Regions from separate parts of the Homo sapiens genome. Here region 2 is linked to region 1. Evidence: chromatin loops called from intact Hi-C (ENCODE). Cell type or tissue: heart right ventricle. All regions are shown on one strand. Each heading gives the region's core, and the rest is flanking DNA. Links, peaks and the distances in the headings are about the cores only. Region 1 holds the start of LINC01544 (long intergenic non-protein coding RNA 1544). Region 2 overlaps RNF152 (ring finger protein 152).

Evidence for each region. A loop is a pair of places that touch in the nucleus more often than their neighbours do. Peaks named below come from ENCODE experiments on the same cell type or tissue, not always from the same donor. Only the 100,000 strongest peaks of a DNase experiment are listed, where the experiment ranks them.
Region 2: it touches region 1 in a loop (7-fold over the local background); 10 of 110 quality-filtered maps call a loop at or near these places.

Annotation. Positions count from the first base shown.
Region 1 is chr18:61,737,409-61,749,411 of GRCh38, reverse strand. It overlaps LINC01544 (long intergenic non-protein coding RNA 1544), which reads right to left and starts at 1,236. Exons shown (of 4, transcript NR_103449.1): 1 at 1,112-1,236; 2 at 592-691. In heart right ventricle, for the core only: CTCF peaks have their summits at 6,022 and 6,349; DNase peaks (open chromatin) are centred at 4,913, 5,445 and 6,151; H3K27ac peaks cover 5,000 bases.
Region 2 is chr18:61,820,417-61,832,419 of GRCh38, reverse strand. All of the region lies in intron 1 of RNF152 (ring finger protein 152), which reads left to right. Among named protein-coding and RNA genes, the nearest start is that of RNF152, 67 kb to the left of the region's middle. In heart right ventricle, for the core only: no CTCF peak of the experiment used is centred there; no DNase peak of the experiment used is centred there; H3K27ac peaks cover 2,445 bases.

The DNA.
Region 1 (12,003 bases), core at 3,507-8,506:
ATTCCTGGGTGTCCTTGAATTTGTGCCTGGTTTGAGGGAGATTGGCTGAGGATTCAATAACATCACTCTCATGAAGTGCTAGCCCCGCATATCCTGGACGCTCCGTAGGGATATATTCCCATTCTTTGTTCTTCCGACCTGTTTACCAGCCTTGACTATTGCTACAGCTGTGGCAAGCCTTCCCCTCCCTGCCCCACCGGGATGATGACTGCATAGAGACAATTGTTTTATAAACCCAGTCAAGGAGCAAGGAGGAAGGAAATGCACATATGATCTCCTAAATAAAATTAGACCACCAAGGCTGAGAAACGTTTAATTTGTGGCCCATGTTACAGAACTGGCTTCCTCAGATAGGGAATTTTCTTTTTGCCAATTCTTTGATTCCAGAAGTAGCCATGTCAGGTGGCAGGGGTGGCATCTCTCCATGGTGCCCAATTCCCTGGCTGGCATTTGAATGAGCAGGGTCCTTTTAATCCTGTGGCTGCTTACCCCAGAGTAATAGCAGATGGAATCTGCTTTTTATTACTTTTGCCTGTTGCCCCTGAGTCCACACCAGAAACCACTCAGGCAGGATCTGGAAAGCATACAAACCTCATCAAATAAAACGGAGGAACAAGTCCACTCTGGCTTCTGAGAACTCCAGGAACTCCTGGAAGAAGGTGCTTCATCTCTGCAGTGCTTGGAACCCTGGCTGACAAGGAAAACGGTGGGTTTACGGGGTTCAAGGAAAATAGAGTGTCACCTAAAAACCAGACCTGAAAGTGGGGGGATGTGGAATGCCATCCTCTATAGCAGTTTTTTCTGTAGTAGCTAATTACTGAGGCACTAAATCAATTATTTGTAGAAACCCTGTTCCTGAGGACCTAGCTTCTGCAAAGCAATTTATTCCCAAAGATATCCTTTCTGCCTCTTTCTTTCTCCCAGAAATTTATTCTCTGCTTCCCCTACTGGGAAAAGAGTTGCCCCTTTAAGTATAGCTCATAGAATTTCCACATAGGCCAAGAATCATCCATCAAGAGCATACACAATCAGAGAAATCTTTATATAAACACTGCAGTTCCCCTACTGCACGACAATGACCAGATTTCCGATGTCCCCACCTTCCACATACCCTGGCACTGGTGTTGTCCAGCTGTGGTCAGTTCATCCAAAGGGCGGGTTTTCAATGCTCACGTTTCCTCCTGTTACGGGCTCCAGCTTTACCTGCCTCTTATTGTTCTCCTTCGCCTAGAGAATGCTGAGTGTAACAATGACCCCAGGAATTCAAGCCAAGGAGCCCAAGAGGGGCCAGATGGCGCCTTCATTCCTGGTGCCAGAACTGTGGCGTTTCTCTGAATGTAAGACTTTCACGCAGACTCTAAAATATTATCACGTAAGCAAAGAAATTTGTTTTTTGTTCAGAAAGAATGACTGGTTATTGTCAAAGTTCTGCAACATCTGTGCCTTAGTACTGGCTGTTAAGTGGCCTTAGAGGAAGACCATTTGATAATCAGCCCAGAAGGCCAAAGAATTGTATGACTTCCAGGTGGGCCCCAGTGTATGCTTGGGTGGGGAAACATATTGGTGCACATGCTTTTCTCAGTGGGAACTAGAACGTGAACTCTGAACATTTCCTGCACCTATTCTAAGCTTCACAGAAAGTTTTATGTTGAAATTCTGTTAAGCCTTGCTGTAGATGAAGAGGTACGAACTGTCTGAAAATCATGTTAAATGTCTGTTAAAGGGCCAGGCATGGTGCCTCATGACTGTAATCCCAACACTTTGGGAGGCTGAAGTGAGAGGATTGCTTGAGCCCAGGAGTTTGGGACCAGCTAGGCAACATAGTGAGACCCTGTCCCTACAAAAATAAATACACAAATAAATTAGCTGGGTGTGGTGGTACACGCCTGTGGTCTCAGCTACTTGGGAGGCTGAGGTAAGAGGATTGCATGAGCCCAGGCTGCAGTCCAGCCTGGGTGACAGACTAAGATCCTGTCTCAAAAAATATATAAATAAATAAATAATGAATGTTTGTTAAGAGACATGAATCATTTTTGTGTGTATAGTTGATCCTTGAACAATGTAGAGGTTAGGGGTATGAAGCCCCCACCCCCGACCAGTGTGGTAAAAAAATCATATGTAAGTTTTGGCTACCCCAAAATTTAATATCCTACTGTTGACCAGAATACTTACTGATGACATAAGGTCGATTAACACATATTTTGTATGTTATATGTATTATATGATTTATTCTTACAATAAAGTGAGAGAAAAGAAAATGTTAAAGTCATAAGGAAGAGAAAATATATTCACTATATTAAGTAGAAGTGGGTCATCATAAACACCTTCATCCTTGTCATCTTGACACTGAGTAGGCGGAGGAATAGGAGGGGTTGGTCTTGCCGTCTCAGGGGTGATGGAGGCAGAAGAAAATCTGCAAAAGGTAAACCCATATTGTTCAAGGGTCAACTCTATGTTTAAATGTATGAGTTAACAATTTTTTACATAGGAAGAAATACAGGTGCTTTGAGGAAACTGTTCTGAGTGAAAGCTGGGAATTTTCTGATTCCAGGCTCTGTATTAAACATTTCTGGTTGTCCAGGGAATGATCATATTCAATTTCAGTGCATACCAGGACTTCCTAGGGAAATTGATTGGTTTGTTTCTTAAAATGTGTACAGGCAGGGCAATTCTGACTGAGGACAAGGTAGATAAGTGTAGATGGATGCCTCTGAGAAACATTCCAGGATCAATAACTATCTCCCACCACGGTTAGAAGACCACCAAGTAGTTGCTCTAAAGAGTGAAAGTTAAGTAAGAAAATACAGAGTCATACTGACTGTGAGAAAACCTGCAGAATTAAATCTTACTGGGGGAAATCAGAGCATAGAAATAAGGAGAGGATAGACCAGAGGTCAATACATTTTTTGTAAGGGACCTAATGCTAAAATATTTAGTGTCTTCTAGTATCACTAGATGATGCTAAATATCTTAGACTCTGCGGGTCGCAGGGTCTCTGTCAAAACTACTCATCTCTATTGTGGTAGCAGGAAGGCAGCCACAGATGCTTTGTCGATAAATGGGCATGTTTGTGTTCCACTAAAGCTATTTATAAACACTGAGCTTTGAATTCCATGTAATTGTCATGTATCACAAAATATTCGTCTCTTAATTTTTTGTCAACCATTTGAAAATATTAAAGCCATTCTTACCTCATGAGTTGTACAAAACCAGGCAGTGGGTTGGATTGGGTGGTAGTCTGTAAACTTTTGAGGTAACAATAAACTGGTGTGAAGCAACTCAGGCCACCAGATCCCAAGACCCAAAGATGGGAATTCTTTAGAAAAGTGTATTGTAATCAAGAATATACATAAAGTTTAGATTGTATGAAATAATGAATGCAGAATTTAAGGACTGTGAAGAAAAGGTCAAAGTTTATCACTTATATCCATGTTCACCCCCAGCCTGCTCCCACCCCACCGTTTTCTTCCCTCCACCACACACCCACACCCTGGCATAAAACCATGCATTATCTACTGTGGTAGTTCTCAAAGTGCGGCCCCTGAATCAGCATTTCCCATGCCAAACCCCTGTTAACTTCAGTAGGGATTGCACCACGTTCAAGAGGCCGAAGAAGAGATCCAGAGCCAGCGAACAAGACATGAGGTTTTATTGAGGGCTTACCTACAGGGGAAAGAGTCCAGTGGCAGCGAGCTGGACAGGAGAACCACCTTATGTACAGAAACAGTCCAGTGGTAGAGGGATGGACAAGATAACCACCTTACAGTCCAGTGGAGGCCAATTAAGTAGGAAAACTGCAACTGCTTGCCAACAGCATGCGGCTTATATAACATTATCACTTAACACTCTCCTTTTAATGACCTCTGCCTTGTAACCTTTATTTAATCAAAACTCAGAGCCTCAATTTCCTGCATAGCCTATGTTCCATGGAACAGGTCAGGGGCTCAGATGTTCCTCATTGACAAGGAATGAATCTCCAGGTTGGCCACTCCCAGATTCCAGCTTGGAACTCACATTCAGGTGTATCTACCATACAGGGTTGTTCTAAGGATATGCTTAGGTTATTGCTCTCGGGTGCATTTGCCCTACAGCATCCCCTGGGAACTTGTTAGAAATGCATGTTCTCAGGTTCCACCCTCTGACCTGATGAATCAGCAACTCTGAGGGGGCGGTGGCCCAGTGACCTGTGTCACTTAAACAAATCCTCTGAGTGACTCCTAGGAGCAGTCCAGTTTGAGAACCACTGATGCAGGGAGTGAGAGCAGTGAGTCCAGCCTGGAGGGTCACAGCAGCTCTGCCACATTTTGGCTGGATGATCCCGAGCATCAGTGTCCTCCTTGGTAAAGTGGGGGTGTGAATGTAACAGAGAGGGAAGGCATAGTAATCAACTGCCTGTAGCCACTTCTGCTTTGTAAAGGAGACGGTGCATTCATATCAAAGGGAAAAATATACTCTAGGCCTCTTCATTCCACTGATCATGGCTAGAGAAAAGAAGGGAAAGACTGAGATTTCAAAAGTGATGCCAGTTCCGAGACCTGGAGACACTCATGGATGGACAAGAAGATCCCAGAGCCTGGTGGAGAGCTAATTTGAATTTGGGAGGCAGGGAGTGGGTGAGCCCAAAAGATGGAGAGATGGAGAAGAAGGAAGACCATCCTGTGAGGGAGGGGTGGAAACCCCTGATATTTGGTAGCATGGCCAAAAGACTTGGAAATGGGGTGACTAATGCCCAGTTTTATAGAAACTGGTAAATTTGACCTTGACCCACTGCAAGGCTTCATCTCTCCGTTGTCTTAAACCTTCTGTGAAGTTGGCCTCAGCACAATGCTACTGGGTAAATGTGTTCAGAAAACACACACACACACACACACACACACACACACACACACACACACACACACACACAAAGAAGAGCCATGTTCCCAGTCCTGGGCCACAGCTGCTGGGGAAGCAGAAGAGCTGAGTGAGGGATTGAGAGGGACAGCCTGAAACTGTGGAGTCAGCAGTGCCTTGAGAATTTCAGTTCCTGGGAATGTGCTACAATCTTGGTCTTCCCAATGGATTTAAGATAGGGGGGTTAAGCCAATTTTATTTCAATCTCAAGTGACAGAGTGACCTCAGTTGAGCCTGGATTGCATTGATAGCTACAGTGGGAGCCACTGTGGGAATCAAAGTAGAAAGCATGTGAATGCTAGCACATGGAATTTGGCACTTAGATTCTCAAGGTTTGGTAACCACAGTTAGTGTGGGAGTTGTTAATGAATACTGTTATTTTTAAAATTTCCAAGCTTGTCTATTTTGAAAAGGAATCTATTTTTTTTAATAAAGAAGAATTTGATGGAAAATTCTGCTGCCTCCCGGTAAATGTTTCTCTTAGTTAATTATGATCATAGATGGCTGCTGGTTGGATCATGACATCATCGGAACCTAGGCAGGGCCGCTCAGCTGGAAGCAGCTTGTTTGAAACTCCCTGAGGAAATCATCATTTTACTTTCACTGGGCTTGAGAAAGACCAGTGTACTAAGGCAAAAGCGTTGACAAACTATGGACCAAATCTGGTCCATGGCCCTGCTAAGAATGGCTTATACATTTTTAAAAGGTTGTTAAAAGAAAAAACAAAACAAAAAACCCCCCTAAAAACAACAAAAAAACCAAACCAAAGAATATGTGATGGAGATTGAATGTGGTCCACAAAACCTAAAATTTTTATTATCTGACTTTTCACAGAAAGTTGCTGAGCCCTGACTTAGGCCATGGTGGTGGTCAGACCCCACAGTTGGGGACTGCAGGGGTAGGGGAGGAAGTGTCCCAAGCATGGTAAGCAGCCTGGAGCCCAGGGATGCACCTTGTGTTTAAACCTGGCAGTGCATTTAGTCAAAGAAAAGGGCTGAGATCACATTATTCTGGCCACTTATCCTGGCCCCACAGAGCAAGGCCCAGGGAGGAAAAAGAGGCAGCCCAGGTCTCAGGACTGAGGCTTTAACATTGCAGATATGCAACCTCCTCTACTCCTAGAAGCCTCATGAGGGAGCCTCTGGAGTGGACAGTTGGCTTAGCCCATGGGAAGGACAGGAGTGGGGCAACTTGAGGACAAGGTCACTGTCTGTAAGGGAGGAAGGAGGTGGGAAGCAGGCTCAGGGGTGGGAGAGGACTGAGGACAGCCAGCTGCCGGGGGCCGAGGCCTTGGTCAGCTCAGCAAGCTGGTCCCATGGGGACACTGAGAGAACGGGCTGCTCCCTAAGGAAACTCGAGTTTTGGGTCAGTCTGATCCTACCAGACATCACATGAGACACCACGCAAGTGACCTCTACCCTGCCTTCTCCCTGAGAACATGGCTCACCATTCTCTCCTTGCTTTACCCCACCACCCTACTGGAAGAAAGAGAGAACAGCCAGCCTCCAGGGCCCTTCCTTTCCCTGGCCACCTTCCTTCAGACACAGCATGCTTGGATTCAGAGTAAGAAAGAAAATGAGAACTGAAAACTGGACCTTGTTTCATTCAAGTGCCTTGTTTTGAATCCTGTTTTTTTCTGTTCCTTTTTGGCACCGTGGGCATTCCTGCAGAGTGGAGTTTGAATAGAGGCACATTCTTCAGAGGGGAAAAGTCCCGCTGCCTGGCCCAGGGCTGAGCTCTTAGGCCAACACATACAGGGCTCTGGGTGGTTTGCTGATTCAGCAGGTGCTGGCTGCCCTTGGCCACCTTAAAGAGTCGCAGGGTGTCCCCTGAGCAAGCTCTTGGTGGCCAGATAAGTGACTGTGCTGGGCCCTGGGTCTCCTGGGGGTGGGAATCTTGCAGTCATCATTGGTGATGGTCATGTGGGCCTGAGCATGGTGTCAAGATGCTGGCACCCTGCAAGGGTGGAGCGTACCTCTAGAGATGCCCACTGTCAGAGTCCATTGTTGATTGTTATTTCCCTGGCATTTTTCAGAATAAGAGAGGTCACATCAGGGGAAGGTTGTTTTAAGCTGTCTAACAGAAGAGACCTTGCCTATTTTATTCCCTGCTGAATCTCCACTGCCCTTAACTGTGTGTGCCTCATGGAGGACACTCAAATATCTGTTGATATTGGTTGGGCATGTTGAAAACTCTATTTTTAAAAGAAAATAAACCCAAAAAGAAGGGGCGAGTCACTACTCAGACAGTTGGTGATTCAATAATCTATTCTGGAAATTCTTTCCCTGTAGACTCAGTCACTCAATTCCATCGAACCCCTACTGTGTGTTTAACTTTGTAATAGAAACAGAAAGATGTACTAGACTCAGGCAGTCACATCTAGATGAGAAAATGAACCAAAACCCATGTTCCGGCTGACTTACCTCTCCAGACTGACTGCACGCAGTTCTGTTTTGAACTTCAGTTTCAGCCCCATTTAATACTTGTATGTTGTAGCGAACAGAATATAGTGTAATATCTTAAGTGCCAGAAATCACTAGGTGCAAACCCTGGCTCTGCCAGTTTCTAGCAGTGCGACCTTAGGCAAGTTATTTTAATGCTCTCAGCCCCAGTTTTCTTCTGTGACATGGAGGTAATAATAGCCTCTATCTCAGGGTGTTGTTTTGAGGAAGAAGTGAAATGATGTGCATTATTTCAGATTTTATTTATTATGCACATGGCATTCCTAGGAGAGCACCTGGAGCAGAGTAGGAGTTTAATAGATTTTAGCTATTATTGTTGGGTATATATTTTTTGTCTTCTCTGCCTGGGATGCTGCCTATACTGCAGGCCAACTTTCCATTCATCCTCTAAGGCTCAGTTCAGCCAGGACAATACTTCCTTAAGATGAAGCATCTTTGGTCATTTTTCCTCACCCTTTTCTGGGAGGCACACTCAGGGGTGTCTCTTCTGTGCTTCCACTGTGACTTGTGCACATCTGTCCTGAGAGTCACTGCCTGGTGCTGTTATTTTCAGCTCCAATGTCTGCCTCTTCTTTAGACCTAGAGCCCCTTTAAGTCAAGGTACCAGTTTACTTACCCCCTACCCTCTTGGCTTACGTGATTTTTTATTGCGTTAGGAGTACAAGTGTTTGCTGAATAAATGAAGGGACAAGTAATATTCCATCATTTCAGGAATAAAGTATTGTGACAGATAATCAGGTCTTCCTTGAGGTCAGAAGAAAAGGACTAAAGCTTGTGGTATATGTTCAAAGAGGAAGAAAGGACAATTTGACAAGAAGAAGTAAAAGCCCATATATGGCATTCATTATAGTCTCAATGTTGGTGTCTACTCAATATTCATACATTGAAATCCCAACCCCCAAAGTGATGATATTAGGAGATGGGGCCTTTGGGAGGTGATTAGGCAGAGCCTTCATAAATAGGATTAGTGCTCTAATAAAAGAGACCTGAGAGAGCTAACTCACTCCTTCTACCATGTGAAGACACAGAGAGAAGGCACCAGGTATGAATGAGAAAGTGGGCCCTCACCAGACAATTAATCTGCTGGTGCCTTGATCTCAGACTTCTCAGCTTATGGAACTATGAGAAATAAAGCTGTGTCATTTATAAGCTACCCAGCTTGTGGTATTTTATTATAGTAGCCCCAATGGACTAAGACAATATTGTTATATTATCTATAATTTACTTTAAAGCAGCTCTGTTTAAAACATATGTTGATGATGTGTATTTCAGTTTGCTTAATGCTCTAAGCACAGTTATTTAGTATTTGAAGTTTCCTAATATTTCAGAAGTATTAGGGGTAGTTCTGTTATGTTCCAGACTGTGATACTAGCACTTCAGTTATATTTATTTCCAATGGACACCAGAACTTTTGTTTATTAGCATACTGGGTGTTAGATTTTATTTTTTATTGGTGAAACGAGTGGTGTTTGTTGGATCGGTTAGGAAGGCTGCACAGGGGTCCTTGCCTTTGTGTGATTAGGGCATGAGCAGCTCACACCCTCTGGAGTGTCCCCCAAGTCTTAGAATTCTGCTAGATTCTGTGTTCATTTGCTTAAGGAGAATCGTGTCATTTGACCAATTAACTGAACCCTGCTGCTAGCTCCTTGTCACATCTGCTTGGAATGAAAGGACAGAGAGCTAGGATAAACCAGGTGGTCCTATGTTTGCTGAGCTTGCAAACCAGGTGGTCTGATGTTTTCGTTGCTGCTGGCTGATAGGTCTCTCTATGTGTCAGAGTTTGGTCTGAGTCTTGATCTCATTACAGCAGACCACCTGGCTGAGAGGTGGTGGGGAGGAGACTGTGGCCTTCACCCCTCTAACCACTGATGGCTGCCAGAAGGCTAAGAACCTAATACTGTAATCTTGAATGACCTACAGTGAAGGTCAACTTGAAGGAATATATTTGGAGGGCAGTGATAGCAATGAATATGGAAAAGCAAGAATGTATGCGAGGGATACAAACAAGACCACAATCAGCAGGATTTGGGGGCTGATTCAATATGGCAGCAACCAAGACGGTATGTCAAAAACAAGACATACGTGTGTATGTGTGAAGAGATAAATAAGCATACAAAGTATTTCACATAGTTTATTTGATTCTCACAACAGTGCAGAGGTGTGGATCGGGCAGTTATTAGAAACAGAGGTGTGGCCAGGCGCGGTGGCTCATGCCTGTAATCCCAGGACTTTGGGAGGCTGAGGCGGGCGGATCACAAGGTCAGGAGATCAAGACCATCCTGGCTAACACGGTGAAACCCCGTCTCTACTAAAAATACACAAAAAATTAGCCGGGCGTGGTGGCAGGCGCCTGTGGTCCCAGCTACACGGGAGGCTGAGGCAGGAGAATGGCGTGAACCCGGGAGGTGGAGCTTGCAGTGAGCCAAGGTCGCACTACTGCACTCCAGCCTGGGGGACAGTGCAAGACTCCGTCTCGAACAAACAAACAAAACAAACAAACAAACAAAAAACAGAGGTGCAGTGCTATATAAACATGTCAGGGATGTGCTCAAAGTCACACGGCCGAGAACTGGAGAACTGGCAGTGTTGGGATCCAGACTCAGATTTTCAGACCCCAAGTCGGTTTCTCTTTCCATTATGTCTCATAGAGAAAAAGATTATTTTTGTTTGTTTGTTTGTTTGTTTTCATTATTGCTAGTATTATTTTTAGAGACAAGCCTGGCTCTGTCACCCAGGCTGGTGTGAAGTGGCATGATCATAGCCCACTGCACCATCGATCTCCTGGGCTCCAGCAATCTTCCCATCTCGGCCTCTCAAAGTGTTGGGATTACAGACATGAGCCACTGTGCCTGGCCACAAAGATTCTAAGGCTGGGTGACTGGGAGAAATAGAGAGGCTGAGAAGGAAGCAAAGAGGGCTGAGGCCAAGGTACTGAGGAGCAGTGGATGGAGGCAGATAGTGAAAGACTGGTGGGAGCGCCCTCAGATGGAGGAGGAATGAGCCCCTGAAGGAGTCCTTTCCCCCACGTGTGTGGATGACATCCACTCTTCACATGAGAGAGGCACAGCCTCTCTGTTCAGCAAGAGTCAGGCTCGCCAGGCTGTTGCCTAAATCTAAGGACAATTCTGCATAGGAATCCAAGGTGCCCCTACAGCTCACTCTCCAGATGGCAGATTTCCTTGGGCCCTTCCTTCTGTTTGGGGCATCCTGTTTCACCCTCAGACTGCCTCCATTCACAAACAAAAAGAGCCTCTTGCCCTAAACTTAGCTTGGGGAAAAGGATTTTTTCATGCATCAAGGGAAAAGAGGAAACCAAAGCCATAGAACATATTTCCGTTGGCTGTGTCCCTGCTGACATGTGGTGATTCATCAGAGTGTGACACAACAGACCCTTTATGGTGATTAGCACTGGCTTGTTGAGCAAAGTCTCCTATCTCAGTATCCTTTTGCTGTTTCGAAAAACAAGTAAATAAATAGGATAAATAGCACATTCTCTATGGATGTCCACAACACCATAGAATGAGAGCGAACACAAAACACCCTATGTTGGCTTTTTTATTTGTCATCACTTTTTAATTTAGACCAGTGGTTTCCATTGCTCCTGGGGAGCCTTTTAAAAATACAGATTCCTAGGTCTGGCCTCTGCTGGTTCTGATTTTGTAAATATAAAAAAGAGCCTGTTTTCCTCCAGAGAGTCGGCAATGTTTATGCTGAAAGAACCTTTGCTCCTTTGTTCTAGGACAGGCTACAGGCTTGAGTGAAGAGAGAACTTTCCTTATGCTCTTTGCCAATGTCCATGTGGTCTCATTTGATTGGAGCCACTCATCAGATTAGTGATCTTGTGCCTCCAGGCCTGGGCTAGCTCTGTTCTCCATGGGTGCTTTCCCAACTTTTCCATCTGGCCTCAACCTTCTGTTCCTAAATTGGCCTTGACAGATTTAGAAGGTGCCTTGGAGACATATCTGTGCCCAATGAACAACTTAACTTGGCATGGGTCTCTGGGCATGAGGGCTGATGGGCCAGAGGATAGTCTGGGTTTCTGAAAGTAGTGCATGACAGAGAAACTGACCAGGGAAAGAGATTTTTGGGAAACACATTTCTGAGGTTGTCTGGGAGGTGCAGACAAAATCTGGTAAGTTTTGAGGCGTAAAAAGCAGCCTGGAACAAAGGGTTGGAGAGGTTGCAAACTTTATTCCCATTTCTGTATTTTAATTCTTCTTGCTTAGCTTCCAGGTGAACTGGATATATCCCTGGGCAGGCAGTGTACATCTTCTTAGAGCCTTACACCTCAGTGTGAATGAGTATATTAGATTCTCTCCTGAAATTGGGAAAGAAAGAGAGAATGATGTTTCAGAAAGAAAATCAGAAGAGCAGGTGGTTGGTGACCAGAAGGCCGCTCTGGGTCTTCAGCAGCTTTGCCTGGATATGGGGAGGGCACGGGGCACAGGGCACCGAGGCAAACGAAACAGGGACCTGGGCTGCCATGTTCTCTGGGAAATGTTTCATGTGAGTGCTCTGGGTAGAATGGATACAGGTGCATCTCCCATCCCTTAAAGTCTTTTTCTTTTTGGCATCCCTCGGTAATGTAATTTTGGAAACATGGAGAAGTTTCTATGTTTCAAAAGTAGTAGGCTGTAGGTTTATATGG
Region 2 (12,003 bases), core at 3,029-8,028, 83 kb before region 1:
TAACTAAAATGACTAGCTTAGGACAAATAAATATTTTATATTGTAAAAATAGACATTTTTACTTTTAAAGTAGTTTTAGTTAAGTAGTACATATATACATGTGCGCTTAAAACAAAAACAAAAATCCATATACTGTGAATAACAGCAGTACAGACTTTCCTACTTGTGCACATCTGAAATGCTTTAGAATGAATTCACCCCAATCAAAAATATATCCTTTTGCACTGGTAGAAATTACTATTAAGTGTTGATTATTATCGATTAATATGTTTAGTGGCTCTCAACAGTTTACAAATGTGACTTGAATGTTTGACTTCCCCTAAAACTGAATACATTTGATGTTATGAAGGACAATTGCAACGACTCCAACAAAACCAGTTCAAGGCTTAGGAACTGTGTCTCTTAGTTTCAAGAAAATGAATTGGATTTTATTTGGTATATGTGTGAGTATGATTACAGATCAAGACACACACCCCTATACACACCCACACCCCCCCACACACATAATACTATATTTATAATATTATTTACATTTTAAATAGGTTACATAATTTTTTAAAATGTTCTGGAAGTAAATTGTTTCTTATTGATGACAGGACTTTAAGTTTTTACCATTTGACAGGACACTTTTTAAAATAGAAGTAATTAACATGTAAAATTTTTAATTAAATGAATTATTGCTTTCTATCTGACATAGAAATTGTATTTACAGTGGTTTTTGTTTGTTTGTTTGTTTGTTCTGCTTTGAGGGTAGCTAGTGACAGTAGGAAGTGAGCATTGTGTTCTAAATTGCTTATTTTTTTTATCTTACATCTTAAATACTTTGTGCGTAGTCTTGGATATAAAAGTATGAATAATCCATAACCTCACATTTCAGTTCCTGGCTCCTTAGAAAGTTGAATATTCTTATTATGGAGATAATAAGGGAGACAGTAAGAGCAGGAAGCATTTTCATCCTGGCGTTATTGAATAAATTAGTGCCCAGTGTGTGCCATCTACTGTGCTGGGCAAGCTTTCATTAGTTTGTAAAATGTGTCCACTTAGAGAGCAGGAAGGAGCTCAAGCTAAATAAGCAGCAAAGGGAAAGATGATGAATCCGAGCATTTCCCCGAGCTGATTCTGTAATCACAGCCCAGGGTTTAGAGTGGGAGGGATTTACAAGACGAGAAGTGGCTGTGGACTAGCGACAGTGGTGATCTGAGGACCTAAGGACCAGCTCCAGCCTGGTGCACAGAACCGCTTCTAAGTACTTAGCTGCAGCTTTTCACAGATGAGAAGAATTTGAGTGCTGTTAAGGTTTAATCTCTATAAACATAAATATTTGTGATTCATAGTCTCTTCCACATCCTTTGTTTCTTTCTAGAAGGCCTGTTAATGGAAATACCTATTTCTTTATTGTCTAATAATAGACTTGGTGAAATATAACTTCATATAAATAAAATTACAGGGTAAAGCTAGTTTCCCAATAGTTGTCTAAATTACACATACAAGTCAGGACTTTGCTAGGTACAAAATCTCAAGATTCAGAGAGTATTGGCTATCTCTAACCTTCAGATGCCACTCTCTTCACTGACCTTTGTCACAGCTGTACCCCTCAAAAATGCTTCCTCCATCCAGCTGCCTCACTGAGAAATCAGGGATCTTTTCTATACTCCTTCACTCTCAGCTCTTTGTACTTCCAGCCAATCTCCATGCCTTCTTCCTCCTCCTTCATCCCTACCTTCATTCCAGCCTTGCCCCTCTTTCCTTTAGTTCAGCCTCTGCCAATTCATATCTCACTCTGCTGCCAGAGTGGCTTAAAAAGAAAAAATAATACACAATTGAATATTACTCAGCCATAAGAAGGAATTCTGATACGTGTTACAATGTGGGTGGACCTTGAAGACATGCTTAGTGAAATAAGCCAGACAAATATTAGGACAATGGTTGAAGGACAAATAGTGTACAATCCCACTCTTATGAGGTACCTGGAACAGGCAAATTCATAGTGCCAGAAAGGTGACCGGTTAGCAGGGGCTGGGGGCAGGAGAAATGGGGAGCGGTTGTTGAATGAGTATGGAGTTCTGTTTGGGATGATAAAAAAGCTCTGGAAAGGGCTGGGCACTGTGGCTCATGCCTGTAATCCCAGCACTTTGGGAGGACGAGGTGGGTGGATCACTTGAGGTGAGGAGTTCAAGACCAGCCTGGCCAAATACCAAGACACCCCCATCTCTACTAAATATACAAAAAATTAGCCAGACTACAGTGGTGTGTGCCTGTAGTCCCAGCTACCCGGGAGTCTGAGGCAGGAGAATCCCTGGAACCCGTGAAGTGAAGGTTGCAGTGAGCCAAGATCGCACCACTGCACTCCAGCCTGGGCGACAGAGTGAGACTCTGTCTCAAAAAAAAAAAAAAGAAGCTCTCTGGAAATAGATGGGGACGATGGCTACACATGATGGTGACTTAAAGCCACTGAATTGTACACTTTCAAATGGCTAAAATAGTAAGAATATTAATAGCAATAATAACGCCATTATAATGGTTACACTTGCCCCCCTGAAGTCTTCACAAGCCCCACAGCCTACAAGACAAAACCCAGATTACAGAATAGGAGGGGACTGGTCTTTCTCTTCCATTCTTCATATTCTCACTTCTTCTCACAACATAAGAACTTCCGCTTCCAGCTACTCCTGGAGGCTTGGCCTTTCTCAGCACCCCTTGCTTTGGATTGGAAGAGGAGGGGAAAGGTTTGGACCGCATCCTGCTCCTTCTCCCCTCACCTCCTGGTCCTCCCCTCTTCACTCCCCTTCAACCGCCCTAGGATGTCTCTCTCTCTCTCTCTCCTTATCTCTCTCTCTCTCTCCTTCCCCCAATCTCTCTCTCTCCCTCTCCCAGTATCTCTCTCTCTCTCTCTCCCTCCCCTGATATATATATATCTCTCTCTCCCCTCTCTCCTCTCTCCCTGGGCCTTGTTTTGCTCTCTGCTTCTGCTGCCCCTTAGTGACCTGGCCCATCCCAGCTGCAGGGACAGCCGCTCTGGTCCTTGGGACCACCCCCTGCTTTAGAGCGCTGGGGCTGGCAGAGTGGACCTTAACCCCCATCTGTCTCTGGGTCTGTGCCTCCTCTGGCCGGGCTGATTAGTCATCCTGAGAACTGTCACACTGCACACCACTGGGCAGGCCAGTCGTCCAGGCTGTGCCCTGCGTCTCCTTCCTGCCTCCCCTTACAGTGATATTCGCTAGGAGAAGAGCTAAACCACCTGCCGTGTGCTGCCCTACATGCTCAACATGTATGAATGCATGTTAATCTTAACAACTCTATTGCAGGGGTATTTGACTTACTGGAGGTCCCAGGCTCTGGTCCCTACCCGTAACCACCCTGGGCACTGCCTCCCCTCGTCTTGGTCTCTGTGCCTTTGTGTCTGCTGAGTCCTCACCCTTGACATTGAAATGGTACTTTTTCTTGAAAAATCCTTCCTGGATGCCCCAGACAGACATAGGTGCTCCTTCTTCCAGTTCAACCTGATACTCCCGCGTGAAGTATCAATCACATGACTGTAGTTTCTTCACATCAAGCATGGCTGCCTGTATTCCCCACCGGCCTTAGCAGGAGAGGGCCCTATCTTTTTCTCTTCAGATTCCCCAAACCTAGAGTAGTGCCTTATACTCAATATGCATTTGAATGTGCCTACATTAATAGTAGTATTTGTTACTCTATGGCTTTCTCTGGGAAATACGAATAAGAAGTTGGATGAAAAACTTTGTTTCTAAAAACACACTAAAGTACACTGAGAATATTATCACATTTTTTTCTAAACCAATACCTATGGATTGGGTTTTAAATACATAAATTTGCCAGTGCAATGGTGTACACCTGTAGTCCCAGCTACTCTGGAGGCTGGGATGGAAGGACCACTTGAGGCCATGAGTTGGTGGCTGCAGTGAGCTATGATTGTGTCACTGCACTTCAGCCTGGGCAACATGGCAAGATCCCGTCTCTACAAAAAAATGTTTTTTGGAAAAGTAGCTGGGCATGGTGGTGTGCATCTGTAGTCCCAGCTACTCGGGGGGCTAAGGCAGGAAGATTGCTTGAGGCAAGGAGTTCAAGGATGCAATGAGCTATGATCATGCTTGTGAATAGTCACCATACTAGCTTGGGCAACATAGCAAGACCCCGTCTCTTAAAAAAGAAAGGAAGGAAGAAAAAACGCAAACTCAAATTCTCTGAAAAGCAGAGCAGTGGCTATTAGTGGCAGAGATAGGGGCAGATGTATGAACTGCATGAGGCACAAGGGGACCTTTCGGGGTGGCGGAAATATCTTGATTGGTGTAGTGGTTACACAGGTGAGTACATTTGTCAAAACTGGTTGAACTGTACACTGAACATATGTGCATTTTATTGCTGATAAACTTTGCCTTAAAGTTGACTACAAAATAAATTTAAGAAAGCAAGAGGAGAAATCTGGATTTTTTGTTAGGTTAGAAAAGGTGGATTAATGATGGATGGTGTTGGGTTGCACCGCTGTTCCATATCTAGTTTCAAGGTTTGTACTTTTTTCTTTCCTTCTTACCTTGCCTAAATGGAAAATCAACCCTCATTGAGTTACTGCAGCTGGAAGTAAGAAAAAGCAGAAGTAATGAGCAGACTGACAGCTGACTCCCTGCAGTGCTTAATTTTAGTACCAATGCCTTTAGGAATTCTTTGCAACTTCAGTGTAAGGCTTAACTCGTGCCATGAATCATCAATATTGAGGGTAGGTAGAGAAACTGCAGCAATAAACACTCTGTGCTCAAAGAAAATAATGTTATGAATGGCTTTCGAATAGACTTACTTAAAGAGATATCTATAAAACCCACTGGCCTTTTACTTTACCATTCTTTCCAAGTGTTAATATAGAATGTTCTCTGGGTAATTTGAGGAAATTTAAAGAAATATATATTTTTTAATGTGTGAAAGTAAATGAGTCTTAACAGTTAGGTAGGTTTTTGTTGTTGTTGTTTGTTTTTTCATTGAGCCAAGATTTTCCCTCCTTACACCTCCTTCCAGCCTTAGGGTACCTCAAATTAATGAAGTTCTACTCGTCTGAAATCATACATGTTCTTTAGTATTTTGAAGGAATACTGAATGTGTTTGGGCAATTTATTCAATGTTCCTTCTTGATGGTCAAGGTGACCCACCGTATGATACTGCTGTGTAGAGTGAGATTAACCTGGCCAAATCGAAATTTATTCAGCTACTTTGTGGCCTGCTATAGCTATGCAAAGGAACACGGGAATTATGGCCAAAGTTCAGACTATAAGGAGGAATTTATCATCATGTCTTTGTGAAGTTTCATCAAATAAGGAATTACCTTTAATCCGGAGCTATCATTATGACTTTTGGTGCCATTGCCCATATTGTTGAAATAATAGATCCATATTTCAAAGAATGAAGAAAGATTTGACCCCTTCCTGTATGTTCTCAATAATGGTAAATGATGGCCATTGTTTATGTTCTTTGCTCAGCTCTTTCTGGTTGTCTGGAAACAGTTATTTAAAAACAAAGTTGCATCTGTAAGCCTTATTATCTCCAAAATAGAATGCACAATAATTTTGAAAACAGTTTGCATTCTGGAGCTTGACAGAAAACTCAGGTAAGGTAACCACTGTTAGAGCAACAAGCTGATTTCGAGGTAGGTGTCTCCAGAGTAATATACTAAATTTAAGAGAATCAGGGAAGGGCTAATGGAAAATGATGTAGATCTGAGGTCAACAAATAATAGCCTGTTTTTGTAAATGCAGTTTTATTAGAACTGTTGCGGAGGGAAAGTTCTTCCTTAGGTTCAGTATCATGGACGTGCAAATGAAAGTAACCAAAAACATGTAAAGAGGAAAAAAAGTTTATATATGCATACAACATGTGCCCAGATGAATGTAAGGATTACATACCTAACTTAGTAGGGGAAAGGGAGGAAGGTGAGAAAGGCCTGTATGGGAAGAACAAATAGGTATCTTTAGGAAAGACAAATGGGTTTTTAGGAGTTCAAACGGGAGATAAGAATGTTTTTGTGATAAGATGTGTGTTTGCATGTGTGAGTGGTCTTTCTGTCTTCTTTGTGGCCATGAAACTACCCTGAAGAGGGGATTTATGGTGGGTTTCTCTTTGTTTCTCTCCTGGAAATAGACCTGCTCTAAAGAAGGTATTTATGGCAGTTCTCATTTCTGAGAAGTTTCTGCTTTTGGTCAGGTAAGGGATGCCCCACAAGTCTTCTTTCTGCATCTATTGAGTCTCAAATGCCTCCAGCTTAAAATAGTCTTTATACCAACTCTGGGGTTTCCAGTGGGTCCCCACAGAACATAGCCTTGCTCATTCCTTGAGATACTATGACTGCTTTCACATTTTGATGGCAGAGTTGAGTATCTGTGAAAGAGACTGTAGGATCCGCAAAGCCTAGAAGCTGGATATACTACCTGCCCCTTTCTGGGAAAAGGTTGTGGGTCCCTGACATAGATAAAATATAATGGGAAAATATTTTAAAAAGCCAACAAATTGACTTAAGGTTTCAATTTGTTCTGGAATTTGTGGTTAGTAAAAAAAAAATTAGGAGTAGGGAACATGTGTAGTTCATTTTATTAAAATGTAAATTTGTACATGGGAACTTTGGGCCTTTGGGGGTCCTGTAGATATTGGACATGAAGAGTAGGGGCACTGGAGGGCTATAGCAGAGAGAGACCTTTGCTCTCCAAGGGAGCCTGGCTACTTGGAGGCCCTTGCAGTCCCTAAGGCACAACTCTCAGCCCTCAAACCCTCCCTTCACCTCCAGTGATGACTGCATGCTTCCCTGGTCTGCAGCTGCCTCCAGACCTTAAGTTACCATCTTAATATCTTGCATCTCTTGAGGTTTGTGGTTGGAGTCTCCCTGTATGATGCTGACAGGGTCAGTTGTGATGTTTAATCAAATAGAGGAAATGCCACTGTCCTTCCCCTGAGTTTTCTTCTCTCTCCAGTATCTCTGGAGTGGAAAGAACAGTGGGCCAGCTTGTAGGCTCCTTAAATTCCAAATGTCCTTTCTGGCTCTGACAGGCAATGATAGTTCTGTTTAAAGGTTCTGTTTAATCCCTATATATATATGATCAATTGGACATACATGCTCAGTTGAAGAAGAGTCTCCTTCCAGTGCTCTGTCTACCCTTCTCTCTTTCTCATGGTTCTCTTTATATGGTTCTTTTCTTCTGGTTGTACATCCAGGCTCCTTGAGGGTAGGACTCTTGTTTACCATGGCAACGCCGGTTCCTTGAATAGTACACAAGGTGAGTTCACAATAAATATCTGCTTACTCACTGCTATGTTCTTTGTAGCTGTTCAGCAGCTGGTAAGACTTAGTAGGATTTTTGTTTTTTCATCTCTTTGGCTTTCCCTGTGTGCTTGATTTGTCAGTTATTTCAACTCTATTCAGAATTCTGGCAGTCAGGGTAATTGATCATCTTTATTTGCTCTACCTGCCTGCCTGTCTGTCTATCTGTCAGCATCTTTTATCACTCCCTCTTTCCAGGGAGCCTGGGGATCTCCTGACAGTCTTTTATAGCTCTTTCCTGCTTTAATGACCATGAGCAACTTTTTCTTGACTGTCACTGAGTGATTAGAGCAAATGAAGATAAAGCCATGTGTTTGATGAATGCCAGCGCTAACCTTGGCTTCCTGCACAAGCCAGAAAACTGTGCAGCTTCTTTTCAAGGTAGCGTTGTTGGGACCCCCTTCATCTGGTAACAAGTTTGGGTAATAGGAATATCTTTCTTCATCTGGGAAGGCTACTGATCAGACTTGAAGGAGTTTTTCTTTTGATAGTTGCTAAAAAATTGAAGTTGTAGCATTTTCTGTTAGGATATGGGCTCTAGCTAGATGCACTCATTAAGCTGAAGGCATCAAGGGAGAAATTTCTAAGTAGTTTATATGCCCACTCCCCCATCTCACATAAATGCGCATTCTTGCCAGATCACTAACAGATAATATTTGTAAATGATCTGTCAGGGATGAGAAGCATAGAATAAGTGGCCTGGCAGTACTGCCATGCGGTTGGAAACCCAGCAGTGTTTTCAGCAATTATTTAGGTCATAGAATATTTTTACTAGAAGGTGCTTTAGGGGACCATCTAATCCAGAGTCCTCATTTGTCAGGGGAGGAAATAGGAGGCTCATCTAGAGGTTATTTGCTTAAGGTAACCTATCTATGTAACGACAGAATAAGAGCTAGAATCCTTATCTCCTGATTCCTAATAGTAATGATTGGCAGATATACAAACAAAAACCAGTAGTTATCATCACTCACTGCAATACTGACATGTGGCTTTAATTCCTAAAAATGTCTAGATTCCAATATACTTTGATTTTTAAATATGCATCATCAAACCATGGAGGGGTCAAATTCATTCATTGTTTGTTAATTTGACATAAACAAAATGCACCTGGGGCTGGGTAAATACCTCTCTGGTGACCATGGTGCTTGGTTAGTTGAGTTTTGTAGCGACAGAATTGGCACATGCCCTAGCAGAGTCCCCTGGCACAGGATGCCCTTGGCTCCACGGCACATCCAGACAGGGACAGCACCTAGGCTGCAGCCAGGCCAATTGGGCCCACAGTTGACCTAGTGGGCTGTGCTGGCAGGGCCAGGCCTTCAGTTGTGTGGTGAGTCCCTGGGGTGACCTTGGCCTTCTGGATGGTGTGCTGCTTTTGTCTGGTTCAACCAGTATTATTCTCTCTGTCCCATCCTGCCTGCCTCTGCCACCTGGGCCAGTTGGCCTCCAGCACTGTCAGCATCGCCTGCCCTATTCCCTGTTTAAATATGTAAACATCTTAAATAACCAAAAGGCTGGGCGTGGTGGCTCACGCCTGTGATCCCAGCACTTTGAGAGGCTGAGACGGGCAGATCAGTTGAAGTCAGGAGTTCGAGACCAGCCTGGCCAATATGGCGAAACCCTATCTCTACTAAAAATACAAAAAAAATTAGCTGGGTGTGGTGGTGCACACCTGTAATCCCAGCTACTCAGGAGGCTGAGGCAGGAGAATAGCCTGGACCCAAGAAGCGGAGGTTGCGGTGAGCCAAGATTGCACCACTGCATTCCAGCCTGGGTGAGTGAGAGTCCATCTCAAAAAAACAAAAAACATGTTTAAACGACAATTTTCACTTTCTGGATTCTTTGCTTCATCAAATACAGCAAACCAGGATGCTCATAGGAGGAAACTGTGCAAATATTAGAGCTCGAGCCAATGGAATTCTCAGTTGAGGTTTGTCAAAGTCCTGCTCCATTAAAACAATGACTGTAGTTACGTCAATTGGACTACGCATGTATGCAGCAGTTGTGTCCTGGAAGGATTGCTCTTTGCTACCAGAGGACAAAAAGTCAATGACACATCTGTCACCGGGCATTCCCATTCTTGCCACTAATTGGAGTGTTTGCTAAGATCCAATATAACTAAGTGGCTGGCAAGCCAGCTGAAATACCAGATGAAATGGAATTGTGATTATTTTGTTTAATCCCATTTCAAATATTTATATTTTGTTGAAGATTTAAGTAGATGGCCTGTATCAGAAAGATGTGCTATTTCAATAGGAAAAGAAAAGCAATGTAGTGCCTAGTTTAATCTCTGCATTTGAGTTTTTTTCTCAACACAACCATTGAATTTAAGGTCCTCATAGAGACTATTAAATGGAACACTTCAAGGTCAGCCCGATGTAATCAATATCAGCTCAGGCCACAACTCCACAGAGAGACTTCATAATTAACCCCACTGTCACAGAATGTATGAAGATTCTTAAGAGTGTAAGCAGAGTAAAACTATCTGGATTATCTACTTCACTGGCTTTTTTTATCCTTGGGCTCATATGCCTAGACTTCTAAAAGCAACTGGGATTATAAAAATTCAATGTTGGAGATCTTTGCTATTTTACCACCTACCAAATGAATGCGCGCACTTTGTCACACCTGTACCTTTTCAAAAGATGCATAAAATTATGTATAGTTTTTAAAAAGAAATTTTATTTTGTGAAAGTAAATTGTTATTGTAAAGGACTTTCAAAAGCACAAAATATCTAGGGCCTCAAAATAACAACAGCAACAACAACACAAAGACCCCTTTTGTTTATCTATATATTGTTCAATTAATATTATTTATGTAACTATGTACTGTTTTATGAGGTTATGTTTGAAATAAGTTCTATCTTGGGAGCCATCTATTTTTTAAGAATGCCCTCCCCGAGCCACTGTTCTTCTCTTTGTGGTCTGTTTTTCACTTTGATCTTGACTTTAAGTTTTTCTCAAATAAATTGTGGTGACATTTAAAAATTGTTCTCATATATTTTCTTATATACTTGTTCTTATGCATTCTACTGAAGTACTCTTTCCCTTTAAATCTTAATGAGTATTTTATTGGAGTATCACATCTTGCTCTTCCTGTAAGGAAAACAAGGCCAAACAGGTCTCTGAAGCAGCAGTCCCCAACATTTTTGGCACCAGGGATGGGTTTTGTGGAAGACAATTTTTCCACAGGACGGATGGGTAGGGACCGATGGTTTCAGGATGAAACTGTTCCACCTCAGATCATCAGGCATTAGTTAGATCCTCATAAAGAGTGTGCAGTCTAGATCCCTTGCATGTGAAGTTCACAGTAGGGTTTGTGCTCCTATGAGAATCTAATGCCATCGCTGATCTGACGGGAGGTGGAGCTCAGGCGGTAATTGTCTGTCACCAGCTGCTGACCTTCTGCTATGTAGCCTGGTTCCTTACAGGTTGTAGACTGGTACTGGTTGGTGGCCTGGGGGTTGGAGACCCTTGCTCTAAAGTAATCACTGATATGTGTTTATTATAACACGCTTGACAGGGAACTCTGAATTTCTTTTCTGGTCTACATGGACTTTGTTTCCATTCTTTCTTCTATAGTTGATGCACATCTTTAGACTTCATGATGAAAGGGGGAAAGAATGATCCATCATTAGCTTCACTCCATAGCCTCATAAATTTCCTTCTCTTTACCTAACGAATCATCATCATTACTAATTACGCTCCAGAAAATAAACTGGAATGCAGTACAGGCTGGCTTCATGTAGAACAAATCAGTGCATAAATCAGAGAGGCTGCTGTCAAAATGGCTTGTAAGGCCTAGAACTTACTTGGATAGAGTTGGAAATGGAATAGGATAATCTAATTTTAAGGGAGCTTAACACAAATTAAGGGAACATTACTTGGAACATAAATTCATGAATAAAATTGCATATTGGTTTTGTTGACCAATGATGGTACGCAGGTCTTGGGGCAGGGCCAGGAAGAACACTTGCATGCCTCCTCCCAAGCTGTTCCAAGTGGCAGCTCTTTGATAGCCAGGAAGTGCCTCTGGGCAGATATGTGCCTCAGTGCAGAGCACTAGACTGAGTGGAGAGGAAGTGGAGAACAAGCACTGTCCTCTCTGAACCTTTCACTGTGTGGAAGTATGTGGATCCCATGAGCTCACTTGACCTTCAGCCACAACTCCATCATCCCTGCTTGGCCAGGGAGAAAGCAGGCTCAGAGAAGGTAAATGACTTTGGCCTGGTATCACAGCTGGTTAGTGACAGAGCTAGGCTTTGAGCCCAAGGTTCTTTGAGTCCCAAACCTCCAGTCTTCCCACTCTGCTGAGCTACTTCCCACATTGTGATGTAGAAGTTAAGGTAAATAGTATGGAAAGAAAGAAGGTTTATACATAAATCGGTGGTCACTGTTTTGATATGATGTCATGAAACATTTTTGTCCCCAGCCTCATTTGCAATTGAGGGTTTTCCTGTTAAGGAAAAGTCTCTCCAAATTCATAAAATTGCAGGAGTCTGTAAAATTTTGTACCCTGCCTCAATTTTATTGTTCCTACCCACCCGTAGCTCAACGTGAGCAATCCTTCCCCGCAGGCACAGCTACATCTCAGTAGAGTCAATCATAGTCTCACCTGATTGCTGTCTGTGCACTTTCACCTGGAGACAGATAGAGCAGGATTCACCAACGAACCCTGTATTTTGTTTTGTTTT